Linked DNA regions of Mus musculus: region 2 is linked to region 1. Evidence: chromatin contacts called from ENCODE Hi-C data. All regions are on one chromosome and are shown on one strand. The core of a region is the stretch at or near the end of the contact, and the rest is flanking DNA. Distances in the headings are between cores, read along the strand shown. Region 1 holds the start of H2-Ab1 (histocompatibility 2, class II antigen A, beta 1). Region 2 holds the start of Btnl2 (butyrophilin-like 2).

What was found. Hi-C counts contacts between places; a loop is a spot of excess contacts on that map.
Region 2: a map of mouse embryonic stem cell shows a loop between it and region 1 (2.6-fold over the local background). The contact joins the promoter of Btnl2 here to the promoter of H2-Ab1 in region 1. A Hi-C loop is called at or near these places in 16 of 37 maps with a recorded cell type or tissue (T-helper 2 cell, adrenal gland, gastrocnemius and 5 more).

The regions. Positions count from the first base shown.
Region 1 is chr17:34,259,378-34,266,475 of GRCm38, forward strand. H2-Ab1 (histocompatibility 2, class II antigen A, beta 1) reads left to right here and starts at 3,850. Exons shown (of 6, transcript NM_207105.3): 1 at 3,850-4,028; 2 at 5,384-5,656. The coding sequence starts at 3,935.
Region 2 is chr17:34,351,757-34,358,854 of GRCm38, forward strand. Btnl2 (butyrophilin-like 2) reads left to right here and starts at 3,066. Exons shown (of 9, transcript NM_079835.2): 1 at 3,066-3,314; 2 at 4,461-4,544; 3 at 6,196-6,543. The coding sequence starts at 4,466.

The DNA of each region.
Region 1 (7,098 bases), core at 2,600-5,099:
TAAATGTTGTGTTTTCACATCAAGAACTAATTACCCACAGTCAGTTTAAGCAGAGATGCAGGCAGCAGCAGGTGCTCCCATTACTGCTCCCCTCCTGGGGGGTGGGGGGGTCTGTCCTCTCTGCTTTTCCCAAACACAGCCTTGTGTTTCCACATCAGTGGGGCTCTGCTCACGTGGGAACAGGAGAGCTTCTTGTCTTCTCCGTTTTCAGTGAAGATGAGGTGGAGGCATGGTTTTAATTCTCTGAGAGGAGATGTCCTTCGAAAGAGCAGAGTTATACGTGGGACAGTGAGAAAGACGGAGGTCAGATGTCATGGAGAAGGAGTGAGGTGTGGTCTGTCCCCTGAGCAGCCCAGGTGACACCGAGTGCTGCCTTTACTCTCGGAGTCTCTACAGCTTAATGAAGATGTATAAGGGGAAGGAGATTTGATTCCTTGGCTCCAAGAAGTCCGTGTTTTTTGGGTGTCGGCTCTCATTTGGGGCAAGAGGAACAAGTGGGTTGGAGGGAGGTGGTAGGTAGCTTTGCAGTTTCTTCCTTCCCGGGTCCTGGGAGGTGAGGTTTTGGTCAGAAAGGCCACAGGTGTTACCAGGCACCTCCTTCTAGCCTTAGATCACCAGGCCCTGTCACCACTCTGATTTCCATCAATTTTCCCTTATAACTGATACAATTGCTGGTTGTAACAGGTCCTTGAAGCTATTTTATGATATTGTTGCCTTAAAATTTTTTATGCATTTCTAAAGGAGTTTATATAGTGCCTAGAATCTAGGGTTAGAGTTAAACTTAATTTAACTTGTGCTATCTTTCCAGTTAGCATACACGGTGCCATATTGGACAGTTAGTATTTTTTCCTCATTTTTAAAATTTACACCGTGTTTTTCTATGTAGTTGTTCATGGCCTGACATGTGCTGTTAAATCAGGATAACTTCAAACTCATGTTAATCCTTCTGTTTCAACTTTCTAAGTTCTAGATCACAGGGGCAATCCACCACACCTGGAAATTATTATTATTTTTGTAAGTTGCAACCTGGTCATTTACCTACCCTTCTGTGAGAGTCCAGGTCTGTTTACATCTTCAGCGTGATGAAGCCCCTTCCAGGAGCACTGTGGGGTTATCAGAACCAGTCTATACGGTGCGAAGTTTGCTTTGACTCCCAGTTCTGTCCATAGTCCCTTGGCTCCATTTCCTTTGGGTTGCAGTGAGACAGATCATCACTGTGGGACTCAGAGGGAAAAACTGTTGATCTTATAGCAGCCTGGAAGCCAGGAAGGGACCAGAGCCTCTACACCCCCAACACACCCAACGGCTGATTTCCTTCTAGGCTCTACCCACTAAAGCTTCTGCCTTCTCTCCGTAATGGCCTGGACAGCAGCCAAGCCTTTAGTATGTGGATTCAGTAGCCATTCCAGATAGAGGCTGTAATGCAAAAGTGATGTATGTTCAGGTTACCACAGATCGCAGAGATGTTTACAAATTACATCTGCTTCAAGCCACTGCCTGTGGTGTGTGCGCATTTCTTTTGTAAGTGAAGTTGAATCTTCTGAGGTGCAGAGGGCTTGTCTGTGCTCGCTCACTGCCTGTGTGACTCTTTGACTTTTCTAAGATGTTACTTAAAGAGAAAAACTTGCAGAATAAAAACACACATTTTATATTTACAATGAAAGTTAATATAACTCATCACTCAGGAGTTGAATAGTGGAAGTGTATAAATAACTTCAAACCGACTAAGGAAAACTTGGGGATAGTTGCTTGATATATTTTTTTTAATTAAAGGAAAACTCAACATCATTCTTAGCGTTATATTAATAGTGTTGGGAGGAGCTGTGGGGCCTTGATACCTCGAGTGGACACAATAGTGTCCTGGGTGACCTTTGTCGTGGCAATTTGATTATTAGTTTCACAGTTGGCCCCACTGAAGCACTGATTTCAAGGGATGCTGGCTGAGGAGAGAGTTTCTTCTTGAGTTCCCTGGAAGGGGTCCACAGTTCTTTTCTCCTACACTTACGAACTGAAGATGTCCCCTGTAAACTTTGGCCAGTATGAGTAGTAGTTTGTATTCTGCAGCCAGACGGGTCTACACTGCCCACAGTCTAAGTGTCCTGTCTCCACACAGGACCACCGTGAGTCATGGAAGGCACCAGCGACTGAGGTTTTGGGGTTCCCTTTCTTTCAAGCCAGGGAAGAAGTGGGTGACTGTCTCGTGTGATACAGTATGGACATGAACCCTGCTGAGGATTCAGTGAAGGCTGGGCTGGGCAGAAGGAGCTGGCAGAAGCCCAAGGCACTGGTTTTCTAATGTGATATCAGCCAATCAGAAAAAGGATTCCTGATGATGCTTCTGTTGCTAGGTGAAAAGCCTGTGTGAAGAGGCCTAGGAGAGCTGGAAATCCCCTGTGTTGCACAGGCTTCTTCTCTTCCCAGCCGAGGACACAGCCTATTAGGTTTCATCTTAGGGAAGGTGTAGAAGAGGCAGAGGCTGCAGATTATTGTGTGGAGGTCTGACGTGGGGGCTGAGGACCCTGAGAGCATCCACTGCCATGGTCCCTGAATGGCCATGTTTGTCTGCTAACCCTTTCCACATCTGAGTTGATGTTTCTCCTGCATGCTCCCTGCCTAGGCTTAGGAGATCTGTGTCTGTCCTGAGCAGAGCTGATGGTGAGAGCCCAGTGCGGTCCCTCTCTGGTTCTCTACATCAGGGTGCCAGTGTGGACCCTGGAATGCTGCAGTTCACCTGCGCTGCTGGAGCCCCCACGGGATGGTCTTGTTACCCAACTCTACGTCTTTCCCTTTTCCTTCATCAACTCTGTTTTCAGGTCCTGACCCCTGTTTAACTAGGATCTAAAATAATAGAGATAGTGTTGTAGTTTCAGGGAAAGAGACTTATTGTTTAGTCATTTGGTATTTGTCAGGTACCATTCCAGCTGATGGACAATTAGACTTAGTAGTGTATACCTGAGGAGAGATGTATTTGAAGCACAAGTTGATGACTCTGTTATTCAGCCTGGCACAGTGTGACAAACCTATGGCTGTCCCTTCCTGAAACTGCTATTTTACACCATTAGCCTTTTGTCCTTGAAATTCCAGGCAGCTGGATCTGGAAGCCCTAAAAGGTTGTGGAGTTTTCCTTAGCTGACATCATGGTTATGGAGGATTTAAACAGCAGAAGAATCCACAAGAGCAACGTTGGGCTGATCAACTTCTGTATTTTCATTGGAATATCGTGAATGTAGAAGACTCCTGCATGGGGAAGGTGCATGAGCCAGCAGGGCTGAGACACACATTAACCTGACATTTCCAACATGTACACAGGACAGCTCAATGCTTTCCATTATTAACCACATCACACTGCTCTTCCATGTGAGCTTATCAAAACCTAGAATACAGTTCAGGGAACATGGCTTGCATTTTACAAAGAGAATTCCAGGATTGGAAAGAGGCTCAGCGACTCCCCAAGAACTCTGCTTTCTCACCTGAGGCACCCCAGAGGGTCAGATGTAACAAAACATGATTTCTCTGTCTCTTAATACATGTCACACTCATTTCTCCCACTACAACCTCAAGTGTAAGAACAGTAGATTTGAAATAATTATCCCAAAGTTGTCTATACTTCACGCACTTTTCTCTTTAAACCCCCAAACACAGGCAGTCTGCAGTTTAGAAAAGTTTACTCTGTAACTGAGAGGAGCAGTCACCTCAAACGTTCATCCAGTGGGGCTCATGAAGAAACAGACCATGCCGCGCATAGAGAGCCTTTGTAAACAAAGTCTACCCAGAGACAGATGACAGACTTCAGCTCCAATGCTGATTGGTTCCTCACTTGGGACCAACCCTGACACTCTGGGATTTCAGATCACTCCAGGCTACAGAACTTTGCTTTCTGAAGGGGGCACAGCAGGTGTGAGTCCTGGTGACTGCCATTACCTGTGCCTTAGAGATGGCTCTGCAGATCCCCAGCCTCCTCCTCTCGGCTGCTGTGGTGGTGCTGATGGTGCTGAGCAGCCCAGGGACTGAGGGCGGAGACTCCGAAAGTAAGTGCCGGGGGCAGGGCTCTCCAGAGCCAGCACTCTGGGGGTCGTGTTCTGAGGGACCCTGGGGACTCTGGGATGTGGGAGGGGGTGGCAAAATCCTGATTTTACTATAGATTTCCTTTCTCTGAAGAGAGAGTGAGACTCCATTCTCACTTCTGTGTTCTAATATTGAGTTAGGATGGTGCCGCCGCCGGTGCGAGCCTGACATATAAACGGAGGAGGAGGAGGAGGCGGCAGAATTTAAATCGACCACCAAAGATAAGGGTTGTGCATGGGGAGACAGCAGGGCTTACAATACCAGTGCCCCCACCCACTCCCCCGTACAGGGCTTACAATACCAGTGCCCCCCACCCCCACCCCGTACATTGTCTGGAGGAAATGCCAGATTCTGAAGTGGGGAAACAGATCAGCGATGGTCTGTGGTCCCGATGTTTGCGGACAACTCCTCATGTGGAGTGGAGGTTTAAGAGAGCGAACTCTAGGCGTCTAACTCAGAGAGAAGCCAGTGACCAAGAAACCTAATTTTTTTGGTCAAATGGAATCCAGAACTCAAACACTGAGTTAGTAAATTGAATTTCCAAGAAAACACTAGGCCCAGAAGGGACATATGTGATACATACCCTGGGGTGAGCGGAGGTGTCCTAGTTCGTTCGGAGACCAGAGAGTAAATAAAGCCCCAGTCCCCTAAGCCATAGAGGTGTCTTCAGTCTCGCAGTTACCCTTAAGATGCCTGGAGTGACCGTGCAAGCAGGCAGTTCTCAGAGGTTGCCTGGATTCCCATTTGTTGGTTTTGTAGTCGGGGCTCTCCTGAGAACGAGTGCCCCCTAGGGGGTCAGGGCCTTTTGCACACAGGAGAGAGTCCCACAGGGTGGGGGTGGGGTAGCAGAAACTGGCAAATATTTTATTTATTTTTTGTATCCTAGTTTTATTAGTTCGCTGAGAATTTCGTACAGTTTTGGTCATATTTACTCCCTCTTCCAACTCTACCCAGGCCCATCCCCCCCCCTCTACCACCCAACTTTTGGTGTCCCTTAGTTTTATTATTATTTTTTTTTTCAAATGTACCAAGTACCGTTTGCGTTTCCTGAGGCGTATTCTTGTGAGGACGAGCCCGGTCGCCCCATCCCTCCCTTCCTCTTCCTTACCCCGGGTCGAACCGTCGCCCGGTGCTCCGCCGAAGCGGGGTCCTCACGGGCGGGGGCGGCGAAGAGACTGCCCGGCCCGAGGCCCCGAGGCCCGACGGTCCCCAGAGAGCGGTCGCCCCACGCGGGAAGCGCCGGCGCGGGGTGGGGCCGCGGGGAGCCGTGGTCTGCGTGGTCCCCGCTGTCCCCCGGGCTGACCGCGTCCGTCCGCAGGGCATTTCGTGTACCAGTTCATGGGCGAGTGCTACTTCACCAACGGGACGCAGCGCATACGATATGTGACCAGATACATCTACAACCGGGAGGAGTACGTGCGCTACGACAGCGACGTGGGCGAGCACCGCGCGGTGACCGAGCTGGGGCGGCCAGACGCCGAGTACTGGAACAGCCAGCCGGAGATCCTGGAGCGAACGCGGGCCGAGCTGGACACGGTGTGCAGACACAACTACGAGGGGCCGGAGACCCACACCTCCCTGCGGCGGCTTGGTGAGCGCGGCGGGTCCCGCGGGAGCGCGGCGGGCCGTGAGGGGACGCGGAGCAGAGTTCCCGCCTGAGGAGCTGCATGGCCTCCTTCCTCCCGTCTGCCCTGCACCACCTAGCGCCTCCTTGGAGTCTCCCTCCTGTCTCACCTCTGCCCTCTGCCCTTTGCCTCATGAGGCCCAGCTGCCCTCTGACCCCTGGCTCTGCTGTGACCTCAGGCCCCTGTCAGCGCCAGCTCAGGGAGGCTAAGCAGGGGAGAGGGCGCCCGGGTGAGCGGCCAGGGTCCTGTCAGAAGCGGTTTAGCGCGGTAGCTCTGGCGTCCTGTGGTTTCTCCCCGCCATTCTGTTTTCCTGATTTCCGTGTGTTCCTTGAGGGCCACGGTTGTCTTGTGAGGGCTGTTTGCTGCCTGGCGCTGACCCGAAGGCATCACTGTCATTTCCCTCGTTCTCTGAGGGAGACTGTGTTGACTTGGGGCCACACTAAAAGATTCTGATACAAAATCTGAGGAACTCATTTCCGTTTCCAGCACACTCCCTGATACCCCCAGAGCCTCTCACCCGTGATGCCAATTAAAGTGGTCGGTTAGGCATCATATTCAGATCTAATCTCCTACATTAGGACTAATGCTTAACTCCAAAGGTTGCTTAAGTTTTCCCTTTTTACTTTCTGGGTGGCCTTGTTATTCAACGGTCGCAACTGATTCCTCACAGCAAGGGAACAGTGACCGGCCACCAGGAATTAATGATCTTGACTGTGGAGGAAAAAACCCCCCAAACCAAAAAACCAACCAAAACAGTTGTAGAGAGTAGAAAACGAACATTAAACAAGTTAAGTATGTATGCTGTTTCCTTCCTTCCTTCCTTCCTTCCTTCCTTCCTTCCTTCCTTCCTTCCTTCCTTCCTTCCTCCCTCCCTCCCTCCCTCCCTCCCTCCCTCTCTCTTTCTCTCTCTCTCTCTTTCTTTCTTTCTTTCCTTCTTTCTTTCTTTCTTTCTTTCTTTCTTTCTTTCTTTCTTTCTTTCTTTTCTTTGTTTTTTGTTTGTTTTTTTTTTGTTTGTTTTGTTTTTTGTTTTTTGGAGTCAGGGTTTCTCTATATAGCCCTGGCTGTCCTGGAACTCACTCGGTAGACCAGGCTGGCCTCGAACTCAGAAATCCACCTACCTCTGCCTCCCGAGTGCTGGGATTAAAGGTGTGCACCACCACTGCCCGGCGAAACATTTTATTAGATATTTTCTTCATTTACATTTCAAATGCTATCCCAAAAGTCCCCTATACCCTCCTCCCCCGCACCGCCCTGCTCCCCTACCCACCCACTCCCACTTTTTGGCCCTAGCGTTCCCCTGTACTGGGGCATATAAAGTTTACAAGACCAAGGGGCCTCTCTCCCCAATGATGGCTGACTAGGCCATCTTCTGCTACATATGCAGCTAGAGACACGAGCTCTGGGGGTA
Region 2 (7,098 bases), core at 1,816-4,315, 92 kb after region 1:
CATGGCTGCTCTGCTCTTGTGAGTGCCTGTTCATCTCACCCTACCTTTTCACTCTTGTGCAGCTCATGGCCCATGAATGAGGACTCTCAAATTCAGAACGTAGTGTTCCCACCTCTGCTAACCTGACTAAGATATTCCCCCACAGATCAACCCCACCTATGCAATCCTTCCTGGGGAATTGAAGTGGAAACTTAAGGATTATTTGGAAAGTGTTGGATGGTGTTTTGCTAGAGCAAACATGTGAAGGAACATTTCGCTGAATTGACATAAGTGAAAGGATGTTCTGTTAAAGCAAGCATGTGAAAGGATACGTGATGAAGGAGTCTTCGCTAATGACATATTGGTCTGCCTTACATTGCGTAGTTGAGCTGCATTTGTCAGGACTCCATAGAGAGAAATGCACCAAAAAACTTCTGGTGACGTGCTGCAGTTTCTTGTCACTTCTTCGGACTTGGACTGATTGGCAGAGTGATGCCAGCTGAGACAGATGCCCGTGCTGAGGTCAAGACCCATGGAAGAAACGTGGTTTGGAGGGTATAAATAGAACTTGGCAGACAGTGGTAAAGGCAGAGCTTGGCTTGCTTATAGAGTTAGCTACGTAATGCTTTTGGGGTCTCTCATCTTCACTTTGCTGAGAGAGATGAAGCCAAGGACTTTTCCTGGCATCCCTCTGGGTCCCTCCTGCTGACTTGTGCTGAAGTTGAGGCCCGCTGTCTCTGCTAGGCAGTGCAACTGGTGCTGATTCATGTTTGCTATCCAGACTCTACCAAACTGACTACTGGTGTATCCAAGAAGTGTTTGTAAGTGGATCGAGCTGCCACTGCTAACCTGTGCCTGACAACACAGATGGGATTTGCTCCAAAGAACCATTTCTAAACAGGTCCACTTCCCCCATATTCTTTATTTTCCACTGCCCCCTGGTGGGTAATAGGCTAGAAGGGAGGGGTTAAAGCATTTAAGAACCATCATTAAAAATAGACTTTGAAAAAAAATAGTTACAGGGAGTCCCTTCTCAGGAGACTCTACATTGAGTCAAGGTGACAACTAAAACTAACCATTAGAAAGCCCGGAGATGCTGGTCCACACCTTTAATCCCAGCACTCAGAAGGCAGTAGCAAGTGGATCTCTGAGTTCAAGACCAGCCTGGTCTACAGAGTGAGTTCCATGACAGCCAGGGATACACAGTGAAACCCTGTCTCAAACAAAACAAAAAACAAAACAACAAAAAAAAAACAAAATAAAATAAGCAAAAAAAAAAGAAAAAAAAAGAAAGAAAGAAAGAAAGAAAAGAAAGAAAGAAAAGAAAGAAAGAAAAGAAAGAAAAGAAAGAAAGAAAGAAAGAAAGAAAGAAAGAAAGAAAAGAAAGAAAAGAAAAGGAAAAGAAAATAACCATCACAGACAGGGAACAATCCTTCTATTCTGAGGGAGAAATAGCCCTTGTATCCTTCTTAATATCTAGTCCTCCCATCCCGCACTTGGGACCTTGTCTAGACTCACTGCCTTCATCAAGACCAGTAGCTTCAAGCTAGATGGAGCAGGATTCCCTAATCCTGAGAGGGAAGAATCAGGGAAAAGCACCTTGCATGCTGTGCTGTTACACTGTTACCTTGCATGCTGTGCTGTTACACTGTTACCTTGCATGCTATGCTGTTACACTGTTACCTTGCATGCTGTGTTGTTTGTTACACTGTTACCTTGCATGCTGTGCTGTTTGTTACACTGTTACCTTGCATGCTGTGCTGTTTGTTACACTGTTACCTTGCATGCTTTGCTGTTTGTTACAGTTACCTTGCATGCTGTGCTGTTACACTGTTGCCTTGCATGCTGTGCTGTTACACTGTTGCCTTGCATGCTGTGCTGTTACACTGTTACCTTGCATGCTGTGCTGTTACACTGTTACCTTGCATGCTGTGCTGTTACACTGTTGCCTTGCATGCTGTGCTGTTACACTGTTGCCTTGCATGCTGTGCTGTTACACTGTTACCTTGCATGCTGTGCTGTTACACTGTTACCTTGCATGCTGTGCTGTTACACCGTTACCTTGCATGCTGTGCTGTTACATTGTTGCCTTGCATGCTGTGCTGTTACACTGTTGCCTTGCATGCTGTGCTGTTACACTGTTGCCTTGCATGCTGTGCTGTTACACCGTTACCTTGCATGCTGTGCTGTTACACCGTTACCTTGCATGCTGTGCTGTTACACTGTTACCTTGCATGCTGTGCTGTTACACTGTTGCCTTGCATGCTGTGCTGTTACACTGTTACCTTGCATGCTGTGCTGTTACACCGTTACCTTGCATGCTGTGCTGTTACATTGTTGCCTTGCATGCTGTGCTGTTACACTGTTGCCTTGCATGCTGTGCTGTTACACTGTTGCCTTGCATGCTGTGCTGTTACGCTCTTACAATGAAGAACAAACATTCTTCTAAATAAGTTTAAAACTGCTCTTCCCAGCTCTTGAAAGTGGATCTGGAGACCCCTCAATAGTGTGAAAGAGAATTTAGGGGATCCCCAAGAAGGACTGAAGAAAGAAGAGCACATAACAGGGGTGTCCAAGGCCCTCCATTACTAGCCATGCTCATTGTACCCACACGCTATATCAGAAAGCTTATTACATTTCTTGGGTGAAGCCTTTGTTTTCCAGTAAAAGAGAAAGAACAAAGAAAAAACACACAGGCACCTTGGCCTGATGTTCTGGTCTTGGACAGGGAACATCCCCTCCTAGACTTGGTTTTCTACTCAGTAGGGTGAAGGTTGAGTATCTGATAGACAGTCATGCTCTGCACTCTGAGGGTCCACAGACTCCGTGTTGTGAGAGAGCTTGGCCCTAGATGGGGAATCATAGAAGTTCAGCAAGCTGAAGGACAGGACAAAGTAGCCATGATTTAGGCCACTGCCAGATGTCAGGTCACCTACCTGCTGGACAGGGCATGGAGCAGGGTCCAGCCTGCGTGCTGGTGTTCTGAAGAGATAAGGGTCAACATTATCACTGTGTCTAGAAGGCTAGATGAATCAGAACAGAGCCCAAAGTCCACCTGCCTTCCTTCTGAGTTTCACTTTTGAGCAGAAGGTAAATGTGCTGCTCTGACTGGAGCCTCATTTTAGACTGACCCTCGGGGACTCAACTCTGCCTACAGATTGACACCATTCAAATCTTCCTTCACGCAAACTGGTGACGCTTCCACTTTCCTTGCCTGCTCCATCACCAGTCACTATGCTCTCCTGTCCTTAGACACCTGCTATGTGAATGAAGGACACACTTGTGACTGGGTGAGACCAACAGCCTCCATTTCACCCTAAAGGAAAGAGCAACAGGTGAGTGGCTTGGAGAGTCTCTCATGAAGGATGGACATGGGAGTGGGGGTGGGGTGGGGAGGAGTCAACTAAGATGAGGAAGTAGGTAGAGTCAGCATCCTGTCAGGAAATGGCTCTTACTTCCTGTTGATCTCCACTGCACATTTTTTAGAGAGTAGTGTTTTGAGACAGACTCCCACTCTATAGCCAATGCCGGCTTCCAACAAATGGCAATCCTCCTGCCTCAGCCTTCTGGGTGCTGAGATTATAGTGAGCTACCACAACAAGCTGAGTTTTTCCTCTTTTTAACATCATTGTCTCTTTAGCTCAGGACTGATTTTTCTTTCCAATCAAAAAACTTCCTTCAGCTCAGGTTGGCCTCAAACCAGACATTGTCTTGCCTCATCCTCTTCAGTATCTGCCTCCTGGTGTATGGAATTTCAATCTCAGGATTCACGAGAGGTAGAGGAAGGACTTCAAGGTCATCCTTGGCTGTGTTGCAAGTTAGAAGCCAACTGGACTAAGTGAGACCTGAGGGGGAGCCTAAGGGATAACGTACAGTGTAACTCCATCGTGAGAGTTCAAATGTGAGTGAGTGAGTCAGCTGTGATCAACAACTGAAAAGAACGGGGCCAGGCCATGATCTGATGATGACAGGTTTGGTGCTAGTTGTCTATTAAGATAGCATAGCCATCAGAAGTCCTAGTTTGCTTGCTATTGCTGTGATAAATATCAAGACCAAAAGCAACCTAGGAAAGAAAGGGTTAATTTCATCTTACAGCTGGCAGACCACTATGAAGGGAAATCAAGGCAGGAACCCAAGCAGTAACCTGGAGGCAGACACTGAGGCAGAGACCATGGAGCAACACTGCTTGCCCTCTGTGACTTGCTCAGCTTGTTTTTTTACATCATGCAAGCCCACCTGCCCAGGGGTGGCACTGCCCGCAGTGGGCTGGGTCCTTTCCCATCAATCGTTAATTAAGAAAAATTCCCCCACAGATTTGCTCATAGGCCAATCTGATGGAGGCAGTTCCTCAGTTAGGATCCCTTTTCTCAGATGACTCTAGCTTCTGTCGAGTTAACAAAACAAAACAAACAAAAACCAATGCAGAAACTGCAAGGCATGGTGGGTAATCACAGCTGTACTTTCTTCTATGTTTGCTCCAGGGAGGATGGTGGATTGCCCACGGTATAGTCTATCTGGCGTGGCTGCCTCCTTCCTCTTCGTCCTGCTGACTATAAAGCACCCAGGTAGGGTCCCTTCCTACCCACCCCATCCCCACTTGCTGTCATGCCCCTCAGTTCTAAAATGCACAGTCTCAAACCCAACCTGACAGTGCAGTACAAAGGGGTGCGGGCTCACACTGGCCTTTCCACCCCTCCCCCACCTCCCCATCCCCTGGCTTTGGAAAGCTTCTTGACTTAGTTGCTCATCTCTTGGGTGCGAGTGACAACTTTAGGCGGCACTGGAAGTCACCTGGAAAGCGCAACTGGAATCCATAGCTGGAGCATGCTCAGTTTTCACACAATACTCAACTCTGCGGGGAAGACCACACACGTAAATCCCACCAGCCAAAGACACAAGATCTCTAAGTATCGGAGAGAATTTTGAGCAGTATCTTAAATCTGAGTTAAGAGTACCCTTATGACTACTTTTATTTTATTAGCTTTTAATGTTGCGTGTGTGTGTGTGTGTGAGTGTGTGTGTGTGTGTGTGTGTGTAGGACAGTGTATGGGGGGGGGGTGCACCCTGCAGCTTGCATATGAGGGTCAGAAGACAATTTGCCTTAGCTGGTTCTTCTCCCCACCATGTAAATCCTGGGACTTGAACCCTGGTCTTCAGGCTTGATTGCAAGTGCTTTTCCCTGCTAAGCTTCCACTCGCTCCTCCTCCCTACACAGGGTTTTGGGTCTACCCAGGCTGGCCTCTAACTCACCTGGTAGCCAAGATGACCTTGACCTCCTGATCTTTCCTGCCTCCACCTCCCCAGGGCCGGGACTACAGAAGAAGAATGGGTACCCACGACATGAAATTCTCAAACATCACAGCACACAGAATTGTCAAACACATCTTTGATTTTTCAGATATCAAAGAACATGACTTAAGATTTGATCAGAAGACTCAAACTTTCTAGGCAAGCCTTGCCTCTAACCCACCATGAGACACTTTTGTGAAACCTACATTTGCTATTTACTGGACTCTTGCCTTCTCTGGGAGGAAAGGAAAAAACCAATCAGCACCGTCCCTGGGATGAGTGACCCAGGAAGGTAGAAGGACCCAGTGGCTTCGCTATTTACCTAAACTCAAAATGACTCCAAAATCAAGATAAAGTCCCCATGGAAACATCAACTCACATATTAATTTATCTGGGAATGAACCCCAGAGATGTGGTTGCTTTTGGTATCTTAAAGATGGATGGTTTAAGCCTGCAAAACTCAGGGCTGGAGAGGTGGCTCAGTTAAGAGTACAGAAAACTCTTCCAGAGAGCCAAGTTCAGTTCCCAGCATCTACTGCCGATGGCTCACAACCACTTGTAAGCCAGCTCCAGGGAACATGATCTCCTTTTCTGGTCTGCACACACATGTGTGTACCCACACAAATGTGCATAGTTAAAAATAAAACACTTTAAAGAAAAAAACAAATCCAGATCCCAAAAGCTCATTAACTGTGGAATTGCCTCCCAAGTGGTGACATATATTCACGCTCAAAATTTTAAATTTTAGAACACATACCATTTATTTTTAACCAGAAAATGTGCACCCTTCCATGTTTTAATTCTCTGAAACATTGACATTAAATACTTTCCTGCTTTCTGTTAACAAGTTCCAGCACCTTGGCTACTTGAAGCGAGCATCCTGGTTCTCTGGCTTGCCTCTCTGTTTCCTCTTTCACTGTTTTGTAGATGACTTCAGAGTGGTCGGTCCTAACCTCCCAATCTTGGCTAAAGTCGGGGAAGATGCCCTGCTAACGTGTCAGCTCCTCCCCAAGAGGACCACGGCACACATGGAGGTGAGGTGGTACCGCTCCGACCCTGACATGCCAGTGATTATGTACCGGGATGGAGCTGAGGTGACTGGGCTACCGATGGAGGGGTACGGAGGCCGGGCAGAGTGGATGGAGGACAGCACTGAAGAGGGCAGTGTGGCTCTGAAGATTCGCCAGGTCCAGCCAAGTGACGATGGCCAGTACTGGTGCCGCTTCCAGGAGGGGGACTACTGGAGAGAGACAAGCGTGCTACTCCAAGTGGCTGGTGAATATCTGCCCAGGGGCCCAGGGGCACAGAGGAACAGGGGCACAGGGGCACAAGGGGCACAGGGGCACAGGGGCACAGGGGCACAAGGGGGGATGGATCCACTTACCTTTGGGAACTGTATCACCTCTTGAAAAATCCTTTTTCAACCACCGAAGGAGGACATTTCTTTTTTTTTTTTTCTTACTCATTTTTAAAATAAGAATTGTTTGCTTTTATGTGTGTATGGGGATATTCTGCCTGACTGTGTGTCTGTGCGCCATGTATGTGCTCAGCGTCCATGGAGGCCAGAAGAGGGTCAGATCCCCTGGAACTGGAGTTACAGATAGTTGTGAACTATCACGTGGGTGCTGGGAACAAAACCCAGGTCCTCCAGAAGAGCGAACAGTACTCTTAACCACTGAGCCACCTCCCCAGTCCTCCTCCTCCTCCTCCTCCTCCTCCTCCTCCTCCTCCTCCTCTTTCTTTTTTCTTCGAGACAGGGTTTCTCTGTATAGCCCTGGATGTCCTGGAACTCACTTTGTAGACCAGGCTGGCCTTGAACACAGAAATCTG